Linked DNA regions of Mus musculus: all the other regions are linked to region 1. A link is a loop called in an ENCODE intact Hi-C map of the cell type or tissue named here. Cell type or tissue: left cerebral cortex. All regions are shown on one strand. Region 1 holds the start of Tgfa (transforming growth factor alpha). Region 2 overlaps Tgfa (transforming growth factor alpha). Region 3 overlaps Tgfa (transforming growth factor alpha).

Region 1 (5,000 bases):
TCATAGAGGAAGATGGCTAGCAGACCAGCCCGATCAGTGAGCTCTGGGCTTGATTGAGAGACCTTGCCTTAATGAATGAATGAGGTAGAAGGAAAGATGAGGATGATTCAACCTCTGGCCTCTGCATGTGTGCACATTTGTGCACAGGCACCCATACATACAAACATGCATATACGCATAAGCACGCCACACATATGCACATAAAAGGTTTTTTTTTTAAAAAGCTGGAATGTTCTAAAACCATATTATACCAGTTCAAGAAAATCTTGGGGAACAACAAATGATTTTCAAGTATTAGGGCATGTTCTAAACCAGGTGTGGTGGCACACTTCTGTTGTTCCAGCAATGAAGAGGCCCGGGCAGGAGAATAGAAAGTTCCCAGCTATATAACAAGGCCCACCCTAAAAAAGATAGACAGACAGAGAGGGGAAGAGAAGAAGGTGTGAGGGGGAGGCAGTGAGGCAGGGACAGAGTGGAGGAAGAGGTGGAGACAGAAAGAAAGAATGTACTTGGAGTTGTGTACTTTCTAGTTTGCAAGCTGGCAAAATATGTGGGTGTTTACCTGTATGTGTGTACGTGTATCATGCGTATGCTTAGTGCCCATTGAGGTCAGAAGAGGGCACCGGGTTTCCTGGAACTGGAGTTATGGATGGTTTTGAACCACCACGTTGAGTACTAGAATTCCCACTGTACATATTTAGTCCTCTGCAAAAGTAGCAACTGCTCTTAACCTCTGAGCCATCTCTACAGCCCCACAAATTATCTTCTGATTAAAATATTTTCTAGCCCTTCAGGGGACCAGCCCACTTGCTTGGTTCTGCCAGCCTCAACAGTGTGTGGGCAGTGGGCAGAGGACCAGGACATCTGATTCCCAGACAGCTGGCAGCCAACCTCAGCCGCTGCTCTGCACGTGTTCCAGTCCCCAGCCCTGATTCCTTGCCTCTTGTAGCCAAGGGAACAGGCAAGCCCCAGGACAGGACCAGGTCAAACTGAAGGAAGTGAGCCCTCGTGCTGAAGGCCATAGGAAAGTTCTATGCAATGGATGGAGAAAATGACTGTCTGGGGACCCTCACTAGCCAGTCACAAGCATAAAGAAGGAAGTACAATAGTTTCTAGTCAGTGTAGGGAAGGGATGGCTTTCTATATAAACTCACACCGCTTTGTATTGGACCATCCCATCTGTTATGGTGCAGGTCTTAACTGTTCCTCTTATGGTGGGACTGGAGAGATGGCTCGGTGGGTGAGAGCCCGTGTTATCTTGCAGCAGCTCCCAGCACTTGGTAGTATGTAATCATATGTTACCAGCTCCAGGGGGTCAGGAGCCAGAGGAGCAGGTCCTATATAGTTCTGGAGGATCAGACTCCAGACACACATGTACCATATACCATCAAAAAACTTATACAAGCAATATAAACTTTTTTTTTTTTCAAAAAAAAAAGGGGGGGGGGGAACTTGGAGCTTGGTGTGGCTCTACAGGTCTCAAATCTTGTCACTCTGGAGGTAGAATCAGGTAGATTTCTGTGAGTTCAAAGCCAGATGAGACTACATAGTGAGATCCTGTCTCCAAAAACATTAATCAATCAATTAAGACAAAAGGATGCTTGGACTTAACGCCATTTTGTTGTTTGTTGTTTGTTGTTGTTTGGCTTGTTTGGTTTTTTTGGTTTGGGAGGGGTTTTTTTTTCCTCCCCTAAAAGCTCATTTTGCTGCTTGGTTGGGCCCCCAGTGGGTGGCGCTAGAGAGAGATGGTGGAGACTTCAGTAGGTGGGGCCCTATTGGAGGAAGTTAGAACACTGGGAGTGTACCCTTGGAGGGGATATTGGGACCCACTCCCCTGCTTTTGAGCTGAGACGCATGCTCCCCACTATTGTGTCCTTCCCCTTCACAGACCCAAAGCTACAAGACTGGCCAAGGGAGCATGAACTAGAACAGAAAACCAAATCTCCTTTTAAGTTGCTTACCGCGTGCATTTTGTCTCAGCAACAGAAAGCTGGTTAATTAACACAGTACCCACACATTAGGGCCAATCGCTTGGGCCTTCTTTTGGAATCGACGAGGTCCTTTGTTCTTACAATAAACTGGAATTTTCAACTCTGAAACTTTGAGCATCCAGCTAAAGAGACAGCAAGAGAATCCCAAGTCCAACACACCCGACCAACGCCCCACCTGCTAGGAGAGTGGGTCTTCTCTCGAGCAGCTAGGCAGCAGGAAGCAGGAGAGGGGTCAGTCTGATTACTCTATGCCTAGTCGTGGTCTCTCTGGAGTTACTGTCCCCTATGGATGTGCACACACACACATCCCCAAACTCCCACAGGCCATTCATTCTCTATCCAAAAGAAGTCTTCCCTTCTTGTGTTTCCCTCTCATAGTTCATATTCAGGGGCCATCTCAAAGACACAACCCCTGAATGGGCCATCTAGCTGACCCCCACCACCAGCTTCTCCTTAGTTCTGCACTTAATTGTAACAAAGCCAGCTCTTGTTCCGGCTCCTGCTTCCCCGAAGCAGTGGAACAGTAGGGTTGATGCGAGATTAAGTTCATGGTACACAGAGATTCCCTGATCTTCACAATGTATCTGGAGACTCAGAGTGGGGCCAGCAAGGATGGGGACACAGGTGGAAATTCGACTTTAATGAGTGTTTGGCTGACTATGAAGAGAGCGCTTTTCTTGAGTCAGACCTTGCCAGGTAACTGGCCAAGCTCCTGGGTCTCCAGTCTCCTGCTCAAGCGTGTCTTGGAGAAGCCCCTAGCACAGGTGACTGGATCCTGAGCGACTCCGCTCCGCCGCCTACAGCCTGGACGCGGCTACTACGCAGGGGACTCGGGCGGCGACCCTGGGCGCAAGCACTGCAGGGAGGTGTCTGAAGCCAGGCGCTTCCTGCCTGGCCCTTGGCCCAGGGTGGTGACTGGCTGTCGCGATCGGGGCGCAGGTCCCCGCCCCCGGCTTCCAGTCCCCACCCCTGCGCCTTCGGGGGCGCCCCATCGCGGGAGGGTGGTCCGCCTCTCCCCGGTCGCCTAAGGCAGAGAGGTGGCGGGAACCTCCACCTCTTTCCCGTTTCCGCCGCGGGCAGCGCGCCGGCCAGTGCCACCGGGAGGCGCGGTCGTCCCTCCGCCCGCGCGCCGGGGGGCCGGCCCTGTCGCCTGCGCCTTTTTCCCCCGCGCACACCGCGGCGGCGCGCGGCTACTCGCCAACCGCAGGGAGCGCGGTGGCTGCAGCACCCTGCGCTCGGAAGATGGTCCCCGCGACCGGACAGCTCGCTCTGCTAGCGCTGGGTATGTAGGCAACACCCGATGTTCCCGGGCCGCTCCAGCCTGATCTCTGCGTTTCTCTTGAGTCCGCTTGGGAGAACAGAAGAGAGGCGGGTGTTTGGAGTGGGTGGGAGCGTGCGAGCCACCGGGAGTCACCAAGAACTGTGAAGTGGGGGACAGTCTTAGCGAGGTGGCCGCCGGGAGGTGAGATCCGGCCTGAACTTTACTCTGCGCGTCGTCGGCTCGCCGGTGCCCACGCCCTCCTGCCTACCTGCTGGTCGCCGAGCCGGGCTTCTTCAAAGCCGCCTAAGCGCAGGTTGTCCCAGTGCGACCCCTAGGTGGCCCTGGCCTGAGCCCCTTTCGAGTCCCTGGGGGCGGGAGCATGCGTTGCGCATCCGTACCCTTAGCCTTCGACTTGAAGCTCTCCTAGGTGTTGGGTGGGTTTGTGATTTTATTTTCTTTTAATTTTTTAATTTTTTTTTTGGTGCGGATTAATTGTCCTGTTAATGAGCTTACATGGGAGTCTTGGTGTCCCTGTCAGAGGAGGCGGGAGTAACACCTGAGTATAACCAGTTTCCTCAGAGTTGGTTCTTGGACATAAACGCGAGTGGGGGAGGGGACAATCGTCCCCCTCTAATCCCCTGGTGTCTGGGTGGTGGGAGGAACGGCCGCTGCGAAGCTCGAAGCTCGCAAGTGTGTGTTGCTACTCTCAGCTACCTGGTGCAGAGTCTGTTTGACAGAGTGGACTGAAGTACCCGGGTGTCCCAGTCACTGCTGCCGCCTTGTGAATCTTTCTGTCTGATGTTTTCAGCATTTAAAACCCTGTAAGAGGGCTGAAGCTGTAAGTCAGTGGCCAGAGTATTTCAGGCACCAAACCCTGGGTAGGATTCCCCGCCGGGCTCGTGACCCCAGTGCTCAGAAGGTAGAAACAATAGAATCATACTACTACCCTCAGCCATATATAGCGAGTTTGAAACTGAGAACCTGGTTCTAATTAACTATTAATAATTAAAGCCTTAGAAAGTAAGATGTTTGCAATCGTCCCCCACCCCCCCCACCCCCCGCTATTGACAATAGACCCCAGAAGGTGTTTATAACTCCCCTCCCTAAAATGTGCCCAGAGTAGCAGCCTGTCACAGTGAGGAAGCATCCACAGTTCTCTGGCAATCCTGCATTAAAAAGGCTCCTTCTGCTGCAGGAGGGGACACGTTGAGATGTTCCCAGCTTTGCCCTCACCTGAAGTGAGTTATGGGCAGATTTCCTCACTTATTGTTAGAGCTGCCTTTTGGGTGTATTCTATGGTCGGCTTTCACTTCATATATGAAAGCTTCATAATTTAAAGCTGTGAAATTCGCAGCCGGTGGGAAGCCTGCAGGTTATTCCCCATCCAAATGTTTCTTTCCCTCCCCGCACCTCCCCTCAGAATAGTATTACCAAGTAGAACCCTGCGGATGCTTGTGTGGTGTGACCAAGCGGCTCCAGTTCGTTCACCCACTTGGCTTGCACGCTCACTTCATGAAGGAGCCATCCTGTTCCCATTTAACAGACGAAGAAAGAACGGTGCAAAGAGCCACTGTCCTAGGAGGGCCAACCTTATTAAAGACCAAGGAGTGCAAATGTGGAAGGCACTTCACTTGTGGTCAACATATTAGTCCCATCTCTGGGGTTGGGGATGTGGTTTGGAGGACTGACTGTGGAAAAAAAAAACAAAAAAAACCCGACTGTTGGATTTCTTGTGGTTGAGCTCTCTG
Region 2 (5,000 bases), 82 kb after region 1:
ATGTTGTCATCCAAGACTAAGCAGAGGTGGTAAACGCTTAGCACGAGCACTCGATGGTGAAGGCAGAGGATCTCGGGAGGACCTCAGCTTTAGTGTCCAAACGGTCCTGTTCTCAGGTCCAGCCAGTCGCAGCAGCCAGTACCATCCCAGTGCCTGTACACAGATGCAGCTGGCTCAAACACCTCCCAGAAGTGCCTTCCCATCAGTCTACCCTTTGCAGAGTCAGAGGCTGAGACTAGGTTGAGACAAGTCCGGTTGGACATCGTCCCTGCCCCGACGTATGACAGCCCTGCTGCGTTGGTGACTTTGATTTTGGAAGTCAGTCAGACAAACGCTGTGTACCTTCTCCTGTGCCATGTCACAGCACAGATGGGCCTGGTTAGCTGTACCAGCGCCCTCCTGTCAGTTCACACTGGCCCTCTCTTGATATTTAGTACAGCTACTTAATCAGGAGCACTCTTAGCAGCTAGGCAGGTCAGAGGGCAGTACAGTTGATTCAGTGACTCAGGGGACTAGGGCCATTCCCATTAAATGAGCTGAAATTAATTCTAGAGACATTGAGACAGCTCAGTTAGCAATGGCACTTACCAAAATCCCAGATAACCTGAATTCAATCCCCTGGGATCCCATCTGGTGGAAGGAGAGAACCGGCTTGCCCAGGATGTCTTCTGATTTCTACGTACACGCACACGCACACACACGCACGCGCACACACACGCACACACACGCACATATGAGTACACACAAAGTCTAAGTTTTTAAAATAAAAATTCTAGAAAGACCTCTACACCTCTAGCTATAACTTTAAACACACCATGGGACATGTTTTCTCCACGGAAAAGCACAATTGGAGACCCAGTCTGAAATGAAAGATAGATTCCAGGTGGACATACACAGAACCAAACCATGAGTTAGTTTGTCATGTGCCCCAGAAAAAGGTGGGAACAATAATCCCAACATCCCTTTCCTCTCCCCCCCCAAAAAAGGGGGGGAGGAGGCATGGTTGGTACCCACCCACCTGCACTGGTGAGGGAAGTGACTATGTCCCTGAGTCCTAGATGGTGACGTTGGTCCCTTCAAGTCCCCAGGCCAGGTTTCCTAGTGCCTATGAGGCACTGGATAGACCAGCAACACTCTGACACTGCCTACAGGCCCCAGTCCTGTAATGAGTAATAAACTTGTCTCTCTCCCAAGGCCAAAGGGAGGCCACCCCAGACAACACATTTTTCACACAGGGTTGTACTCTATAGCCCAGGCCAACCTTGAACCCATGATTCCCCCGCCTCAGCCTATTGGAGTACAGGTGTGTACCTCCATACCTGGCTTATGTTTGTTTTCTAATGTTCTGGTGTCAGATGTATTCCCTGAAGCCATTGATCTATCTCAAAGACACAGTGTTGCACGCACACATGTGTGCATGTACACACACACAACTGGAAAGTAACTCCTCTCCACAGTGTAATAAGTTTATTATAAGGAACCTGATGCTGTTTTTAGAACTCATCTTTCTGACTTCTGTATATGATGCACTGAAGGTTAATATGTAATGTTTTAATTTATTTTATGTGGTAAGTTAATTTTGGTTTTCTGTAATGTATTAATGTGATTAGAAGCTTTCTTCCTTAATATCTGAATTATACTTAAAAGAGTAGTGAGAAATATAAGATACTGTTGTGTTTTTCAGAGTGTGTATTGTTACTCAGTTGTATTGTACCTTGTTTGGAAGGATGAAGGAATGAACTCTTTTTTTTTTTCCTAAATCTCAAGACTGAAGTTTTTCTTTAATGTGGCTGGAGCGAAATTTTCTTTGCGAATGTGAATGAGGGGGGGAAAGCCAATTTTTTACCAGATTTATTTTTATTCTTAATTATGTGTATTCAATCATGTGTGTCTATATACGGGAGTGTGTGTGCCTGAGTGCAGTTACTGTCAATAGCCAGAAGAGGGCAGTGGATCCCCTGAATCTAGTGTTACAAGAGGCTGTGAGCAGCCTTACATGAGTCCTGGGACACTAACTCAGGTCTTTTGAAAGAACAGTAGACAATCATAAGCATGAAGCCATTCCTTGAGCTCTAGATGATTTTTGTGGGGATCTTAAACCCGACTGTACTTGACCCCTGTCTGCCTAATGAAGTTCTTTCTACTACCTGGAGGAAAACTATCACTTCATCCTGTGCAGAGAGGAACCAGTCTGCTGGGAGTCCTAACCGCATGTGAAAATGCCTCTGGGTTATTTCCTGACAGCATTCATAGAAACCATGAGATGTGAAGGTAGACAGACAGTGTGGATGGCTGTGTGTGCTATATATTAATATTTCTTAGAACTGTTAGGAATACAGAGCTTGGGGAACAGCCTACTAAATTCCAGGGGTCCGCCCCTGCTGCTCTGCCTTCTGAGGCTCCCTGCTAACATCCTCCAGGCTGAGAATGGCTGTGCTGTCGGACTCCGGGAAGGTTCTGTGTGAGGCTGTTCTTAGGAAAAGCTTTGCAGAGTACTGCAGAGCAATGGCATTCAATTACCCTGTGGGGTTTGTTCTAGCTTCCATCCTGTTGTGATAAAAAAAAAAAACTGATAAAAAGCAGCTTAGGGGAGAAAAGGGCTTGCTCAGCTTCCAGGTCACCACCATTGCTAAGGGAGGTCAAAGCAAGGACCTGGAGCAACGTGTCACATCACGTCCACAGTCGAGAGCAGAGAGGAGCTGGGTGATAGTGACTCACACCGCTAATCCCAACTCTCAGAGGCAGAGGCAGAAAGAATTTAATGAGTTCAAGGCCATCCTGGTCTACATAGCAAGCCTCTGGATTCCAGGATACCCAGAACTACAGAGAGAGACCTTTCTTCACTCCCCCACTGTTCAAGGCCCAACCCTGGTGGCACCCACACTCAGGGTGAATGAGTCTTCTCGTCTCAAGGAACAAACAGGACAGACCCCTACATGCCACAGGCTAGCCTGACCTAGACAAGTCCTCATTGGGACTCTCTTCCTAAGTGATTCTAAGTTGTGTTGAGTTAAAGTTAAAACTAGCCAGCAGAGAGTTACAATGCATAGCAACCCAAATGCCAAGGCTACATCTCTGGATCTTCTCCGCACAGCCTTGTAGAAAGGGTACACAGGCCTGTCTCTCATGTGCCCCAGCCCTTGGGACATACTGCTGGTCTCCAACTGCAAGGAATGCTTCTAGAATTGTCCACCCAGTCCCTGTAAGTCTTTAGCAAACCATCTCTATGCCTCTCCAGTACATGGGCATCACATGTAGGGTTCAGTAGCTCACAGCCAGGGATCAGGAATCAAAGAGTTGGTTCAAGCACTTTTCAGTGAGAGACAGAGCTATGGAGATCCCTGTGTGGGTCCCAGATGCTGCTTTCTTGATTACCTTGAAGAAAAATGGATGCTCCTACGAGGAAGACCACTGGTTTGTGCTCAATGTTATGCACAAATGGACGACAGCTTTACAGGAATTTTATTCTTGGGCATAAAAATAAATTGAGTTTTGGTGCTGAGGAGGAAGCAGGGTATGGCCTCTTTGCAAGAACCCTGGGCCTGATGAACATTTTATACCCGGGGATGCAGATTCCCTGAAAGTACTTGGGTCTTCTGTCTGGAGTCCTGCAGGAAACCCCTAGGAGAGAGGGAAGCTGGGGCACTAAAAGCCTGCACCACTAGCACATGGCGCATGGCAGAGCAGGATTGTGGGAACATGGGTGTCATCCCAGGAAGACACCACAACCCTGAAATAGAGTGTCCTTCCCCCTGCATTGTGCACAGCCCCCAGGCTGGGTGTGGGACTTCTGCTGCCTGTCAAGAAGGAGACCCAGAGGTCAAGTCCTGGGTGAGCATCCTGCCCTGCTTCTCCTCACCTTGCCACTTGGGGGCCTTGCTGCTTGTTCTTGTTCTTGCGCATCTGCTCACTTCCCACCAGCTTAGCTTAGAAAGCAGAGCTAGAACAGTCTCCATGTGCGCAGCCTGGTGCCTGGTTCTTAGAATAAAAACCTAAACGTGATCCTAAATGCCAGAATATGTGGTCCCACTCGCGCTCCCGGCCTCTGATGACCTTTAGGATGACAGAAGGCATGGTGGAAGGGTGTCAGGAAAATTCCAGAGAGCCTGGGACTGGTACAGCCACATTAAACACATGATGGTGTCAGCATTTCACATGTTAATGTGGTTAAGGGACTGGAAAGATGGCTCAGCAGGTGAAGCACTGTCACACTTGGGGAAAGCACAAGTTCAAATACTGTGAACCCACATGAAGCTGGGTTACATATCTGGAATCTTACTCACATACTTACAGATACGCACATGTACATACATGCATATGCATGTTGCATACATACATACATGAACATACCTACTTACAGATATACACATTCACGTGTGTGCACATACACATATACATACATACACAAACACACCCAGAGACACAATGCACATACATACATGGACACACATACTTACAGATACACACATGCGCATACACACATACATACATGGACACACACAGATACACACATGCACACACACACATGCATATACACACAGACAGCCCAGGGACCTGGTATGTGAAGCTCACAGCCAGCACTGGTCTTCATTTTCATCTCCTTCCTCTAATCTAATGAAATGCTATCTTCAACTACATCAGAAACACACCCCAAGCATCCTGTGACACTCTTCCTTCCACGTGGCTTTAAAGGCCACCCAAGTAAATATGGCTGGCTAGTCAAATAGCCAAGGCTTCATTACAGCTGCGCCCAAGCCTTACCTGAGAGTAGACTCGGATGCATCCTGGGAGATTTCCATCCTGAGAAGGAGGGTGTGAAAGACAGGACTCTGACAGAGGCAGTTAAGCTCCCATTTCAATGCTGTGGCTTTCACTTGGTCTCTGAGAAGACACAAGCAGTCTCAAAAACATTAATCTATAACTAGAAGTTTCCTTGAAGGTCTACTTAAAATACTGACGTAAGAGAAAAGGCAAAACTCAAAAGTCTGGCACAACAACAT
Region 3 (5,000 bases), 73 kb after region 1:
AGGACATTCTGTCCCTGCACTTAAAGACCTTCCCAGCTTGGAGGAGCTGACACAGGCAACATTCTGGTCAATAAAACTGACATAGCTGAGGTAGGGCCCCATCTGCCAGGGACTCATAAAGAAGCCCCAGCAAGCTGAGAATGTGGTGCAGAGGCGGGCACTGCTTCTTAGTACACACTCCAAGAAGAATAAGGTCATTAGGTTCCCAGGAAATCTAAAGCAAAATTTTTATACTCTAAAACTAGGGAATTAAAAAAAAACCACCACTAGTTAGACATCTTGAAAATTAGCCTCAAAATGGGCTTGTTTCAGACAAGCCCAGGACTGTTCATCTGAAGTTGCAGAAATCTCGCTGCAGTTCAACATCATGGCAGGAAGGGATGCAGGAAAGAGAAAACTCCAGAGATGTAAGGTCAGAGGTTGCCCTTGTACCAAGGTGGCATAGCCAAGTGGTGGGTCTGCTGACGGAAGGAGGCAGAGTCCACTCAGGTGAGCAATATGGGGAACCACAGGAGACTGTTTCCCACCTGTCTTGAATGTTCCTGGTGACTGAAGACTCTGCCAGCAACCCAGAGAAACACATCTCTGTCACTCAAAGAAAACATTCTCTGATGCCCTGGCCAGGGGGCTGGCCACAATGCATGCCAGGGAGTCTGAACAGCCAGACACCTAGAGAGAGCAGACTGTGAGCGCCATTCCGGCACAGGCAGGCAGCCCTACAGCCACAGAGGTCAGAGCCAGATGGGGGATTTGTTCTCGGCATAGGAACCCCCACAGGCATCTCCACCAGCCTCAGAACAGGAGTCGGGGAGCAAGGTAGTCATGCCAGCACGGGTGTAGTGTGACATTGCCTCCATGGCAGGACTGGAGAGAATTGTACCTTGGTTTTGTCCTGTCCCACCTCCACCCAAAGCATACAGTGGGGGGTCTCTTGGGATCTGAGGTCAGACAGACCTGAGTGGCCCATAGATGTGACCTGGCCCCATTCAACCTCAGTTTCATTTCCCTGTGTGCAGCTGAAGGGACCAGGACATCAAGTGAGAACTCTAAAGGGATTGCTCCTGTGCCTCTGGACACGCGCAACGATCCACATTCGTTGACTTAATTAAGTAGGGTTTGGTCTTCAGGTCCACGTTCAGGCATTTTAAGCTCAGAACACCCGGAGGTGGCAGGGGGTGAGTTCTGTTGTCATCACTGAAAAACTCTAGAAGATGTCCCAAGAGGCCCCTCTCTGAGCTACAGAGGAGGCTCTGGCTTCCCAGCCCCATGGGAAACATAGTAGAATGGGGTGGATCCAGTTCTTTTTGTTATTTCAGACCTGGGAATGGAACCCAGGGCTAAACGAGTGCTCTCTGCCACTGAACCACACCCAGCCCTGAATCTAGTTCTTGATTCAGGTGAGCTCAGTTCTCATTCCACAGGTCCAGGGAGTTTGCTCCCAGCCCAGCCCCGTGGGATGATGCGTGTTAAGCACAAACTGATACAAAATGTCATCAGAGACAGTTTCACTCTGGTCCTTGGCCTCAGATCCTCATACTGCAAGGCAAGCCCTTTCCAACCGAGTCGTCTCCCCAACCCATCCCCTGCTGTCTAATTTCATATTTAACAGAGACATAGCCTGCCTTTGTGTTGAGCACTGCTTACTAATAAGCACAAGACTCCTTTCTTGCTCTTGACTGTGAGGCGGCTTTTACTTCCACTGCATTTTCAAGATGCGGAGTATGTGGTAAAGAGCAGTTACTGGCTCAAAGTTACATAGACAGGAAGTGAAGAAAGGGCTTTGAACACAGGCCAATTTAGCTACAGAGCCTGTGCCAAGTGGTGTACCTTTGAGCTCCTGTCCTGAGGATATAATTTAAAATACAAACAGAGTATCATTGAGTACAGAGATAATATCCAGCCTTGGTTAGCATAGCGCACCAGGCACCATCAGGATGGAAAGAGTTTGAGGACACTGAGGTACAGAAATCAATGTGCTCCATTTAAGGTGGGTGGGCAGAGGGTTTTTGCTTTCTGCTTTTCTTATGTGTATTGCTGGGAATCGAACCTAGGGCTTTGTGAATGCTAGGCAACACTGTTGCTCTGAGCTACATCCTCGGTCCAGCAAACCTGAGATTGTTGATTTGGTTTTTTTTTTTTTTTAATTCAGGTTTTTTTTATTGTTTGTTTCTTTTTTTAAACTGTTTTACAGTTTCTTCCATTTATGTAATGAATTTTAGACAATTATGCATGCATACACGCACATGTGCATTTCCCTTTTATCTGCCTGCCAGAGGTAGAAACGGCATCAGGGTGAGGGTGTGACTCATCTGTGGCCAGGTGAGGTGACACTCCTCCCTCCTTGTGTGACTTGTGCTTAAAATAATCAGCATAATTAAGTCTAATATTAGAAGATTGGGAATTAAAGAGAAGACAAGCTGTCACTTTTTATCTTCATCCCACTCAGGAGGAACTGATAAGAAGCAGGGCATCTTGTAGGTCAAGGCTAGCCCCCAGGAGCAAGGAGACTGAGGAGAGAGGGTGGACACTGGTGGAGCTGCAGATGTCCGGTGATGGATGGGGTCTGGGAGGCACTGAGTGAGCGAGCCATGGGAAAGTAGACAGGCTGGTGTGTGGATGAATGTAGAAAGCATGTAGTTTTTGGAGAATGTGGTCTGTGGGCGTAGTGTCGGGAGAGTAAGGAATTGTGTTTCAGGTGAGAGATGCCAGACTTGAGGTGCCCAAGCACCTGTGTGTGGCTACCCTTGCATACATCTACCCCAGGGCTAGTAGGGACCATGTGGACCACTCAAACTGGCAGGATGTTAAAGGAGTAGATTAAGACCCTGCATTGAGGAGCTGTCAAATGTCACAGAAAGGGTACCCATAACTCAGGTGGCATCTGGGAGGTAGGGACATCTGGGCCCAGAGTCAGGTCATGAGGATGGGCTGAGAGAACCTGTCTCAGTTGTCTAGATACGAACAACTCAGACCCTGTGTGGCCCAAGCCAACAGCTGATCCCCAACCGGCCCTGGGTTCTGTCGCACTGTTGCCATTTCCCAACTGCCCTCTGGGGAAAGACTGCTGTCTACCCAGTGATCTGGGTCTCCTCTCTGCTTCCCCTCAGGTTTGTTTGTTTAGTTAGACAGAACCTGTCTGTACCTCCACAGCACTGAGCCAGGAGAGTTAGTATAGACGGCCTGACCGACAGACATTCTCTTATTTCCCCATTTTCCCGACCTGGCTTTCTTATTTCCCAAGGACATGAGCCATTTACACCATGATCAACTTTAGCTCTCATCTTTTTTAGTCTCTCAAGATAAAAGGCTAAACCATAGTAAGCCTACCAGCCTGGCAAAGGTGAGGGAGCCAGATCCCAGACGTGGACTCAGTACAAATGTCCTTCAAGTCCCAAAGGGAGTGGGTGTAGGGACAGCAGGTGACTTGACTTTTTCATGACAAGATTAAATGAGAGAACACACCAAGCATCAGAGAACCCCAACCAAAGAACAAGCAGCCAAGCTTGGTGGTATGCTGCAGTCATCCAGACATTCAGAAGCTGAGGCAGGAGGATCATGAGTTTGAGCTAGCCAAGGCTACATAGCCAGACCCTGTCTCAAAAACAAAACAACAATAAAACTAACTCAAGTACCTGAGTTTCAACTACAAACCACCTCTGGATGGGTCCAGGGAGGCTGTGTGCCCTTGCATCTGTAGCTTCTGTAGAAATGTTCAGCATCTTCTGGTTACCACTAACCTTGAACCCCTGCACCACCTGTCCCTGCATCATCCAAATGCTGATGCTTAGCCCTGGACAAATGCCATAATCTGAGAGAACATACCCTGTTTCTCCTGTAGCTCCATGAGCCTCTCTGGGAGCTGAGAGGACTCAGGGACTCCACCTGAAATGGCTGTGGAGCCAGCCTGTCACAGTGGCAGCAGTGGCAGGCGCCCAGATCCTTTTTGTGGTCTTTGTTCTTTGGAGCCCCCCCCTTTTTTCCTTCCATTAATTGATTTATTTAATCACTTTATATCCAATTACTGTTCCTGCTCCTCCCGGTTCTCCCTTGACCCAGTCCCTCCTCTCCCTACTGCCTTTCCCCTTATCCTCTGAGAGGATGGACTCCCCTGTGGGTAGCAATCTATATAACCTGGTAACTGAGGAGGCAGAAGGATGCTTGGGGCTTGGTGGCCAGCCAGCCTTGCCATTTAGGTAAACTCCAGATACAGCAAGAAACATTGTCTCCAAAATAAGGCAGAAAGTAATACATAAAGAGACTCAACATTGACTTCTGGCCTTCGCAGATGTGCATACACCCATGCACCTGTACCAGCGCGTGCGCACACGCACACACACACACACACACACACACACACACACACACACACACATACACACACAGAGTAAAGATAACCAGCCGCTTCATCACCTGTCAAAATGGAGATCTTGTCATCAGTGCTGCCATTAGCACTCCAGGGTTAGTTAGCACAAGGACAGCGATCACAAGTGTGTCCTTGGCAAAGCAGGGGATCAGTTTCCTCTCCCCTCAGCAAGCAGCGCCTCGGCAGGAGAGTAGACTCACTACGCCACACCTGTGTCTCCAATCACAAAGGATACCTCGGCCCTTTGGGGCTTGTCCAATGCCCCAGATCCTTCCAACTCAGCCTTGGGTAAGGAGTCCTCGGTCAAGGGCGGGCTAACACTCCTTTCTCCCACAGCTGCCACTCTGGGTACGTGGGTGTTCGCTGTGAGCATGCAGACCTCCTGGCTGTGGTGGCTGCCAGCCAGAAGAAGCAAGCCATCACTGCCCTGGTGGTGGTCTCCATTGTGGCCCTGGCTGTCCTCATTATCACCTGTGTGCTGATCCAGTGAGTATCTGTCATCTGCGAGTTCATGTCCCCCACCTGCCTGCTCTGCCAGGGGCATTTGAAGTATGGCCACACAAAAGGGCCATCAGCTTGCCGTTGTGACGCGAGAGTGGTGTTGGCTGAGCTGCGAGGACAGTTACTGTCTCCCCAC

Evidence for each region. A loop is a pair of places that touch in the nucleus more often than their neighbours do. Peaks named below come from ENCODE experiments on the same cell type or tissue, not always from the same donor. Only the 100,000 strongest peaks of a DNase experiment are listed, where the experiment ranks them.
Region 2: a loop joins it to region 1, with 1.9 times the contacts of the local background. A loop is called at or near these places in 2 of 42 quality-filtered maps.
Region 3: a loop joins it to region 1, with 2.1 times the contacts of the local background. A loop is called at or near these places in 4 of 42 quality-filtered maps.

Annotation. Positions count from the first base shown.
Region 1 is chr6:86,192,273-86,197,272 of GRCm38, forward strand. Tgfa (transforming growth factor alpha) reads left to right here and starts at 2,950. Exons shown (of 6, transcript NM_031199.5): 1 at 2,950-3,273. The coding sequence starts at 3,234. In left cerebral cortex, CTCF peaks have their summits at 1,725 (motif pointing right), 2,805 and 3,599; DNase peaks (open chromatin) are centred at 879, 1,745, 2,892, 3,154 and 2 more places; H3K4me3 peaks cover 2,356 bases; H3K27ac peaks cover 1,710 bases.
Region 2 is chr6:86,273,960-86,278,959 of GRCm38, forward strand. It overlaps Tgfa (transforming growth factor alpha), which reads left to right. Exons shown (of 6, transcript NM_031199.5): 6 at 1-1,785. Among named protein-coding and RNA genes, the nearest start is that of Tgfa, 81 kb to the left of the region's middle. In left cerebral cortex, CTCF peaks have their summits at 1,932 (motif pointing right) and 3,857; no DNase peak of the experiment used is centred here.
Region 3 is chr6:86,265,231-86,270,230 of GRCm38, forward strand. It overlaps Tgfa (transforming growth factor alpha), which reads left to right. Exons shown (of 6, transcript NM_031199.5): 4 at 4,700-4,849. Among named protein-coding and RNA genes, the nearest start is that of Tgfa, 73 kb to the left of the region's middle. In left cerebral cortex, no CTCF peak of the experiment used is centred here; no DNase peak of the experiment used is centred here.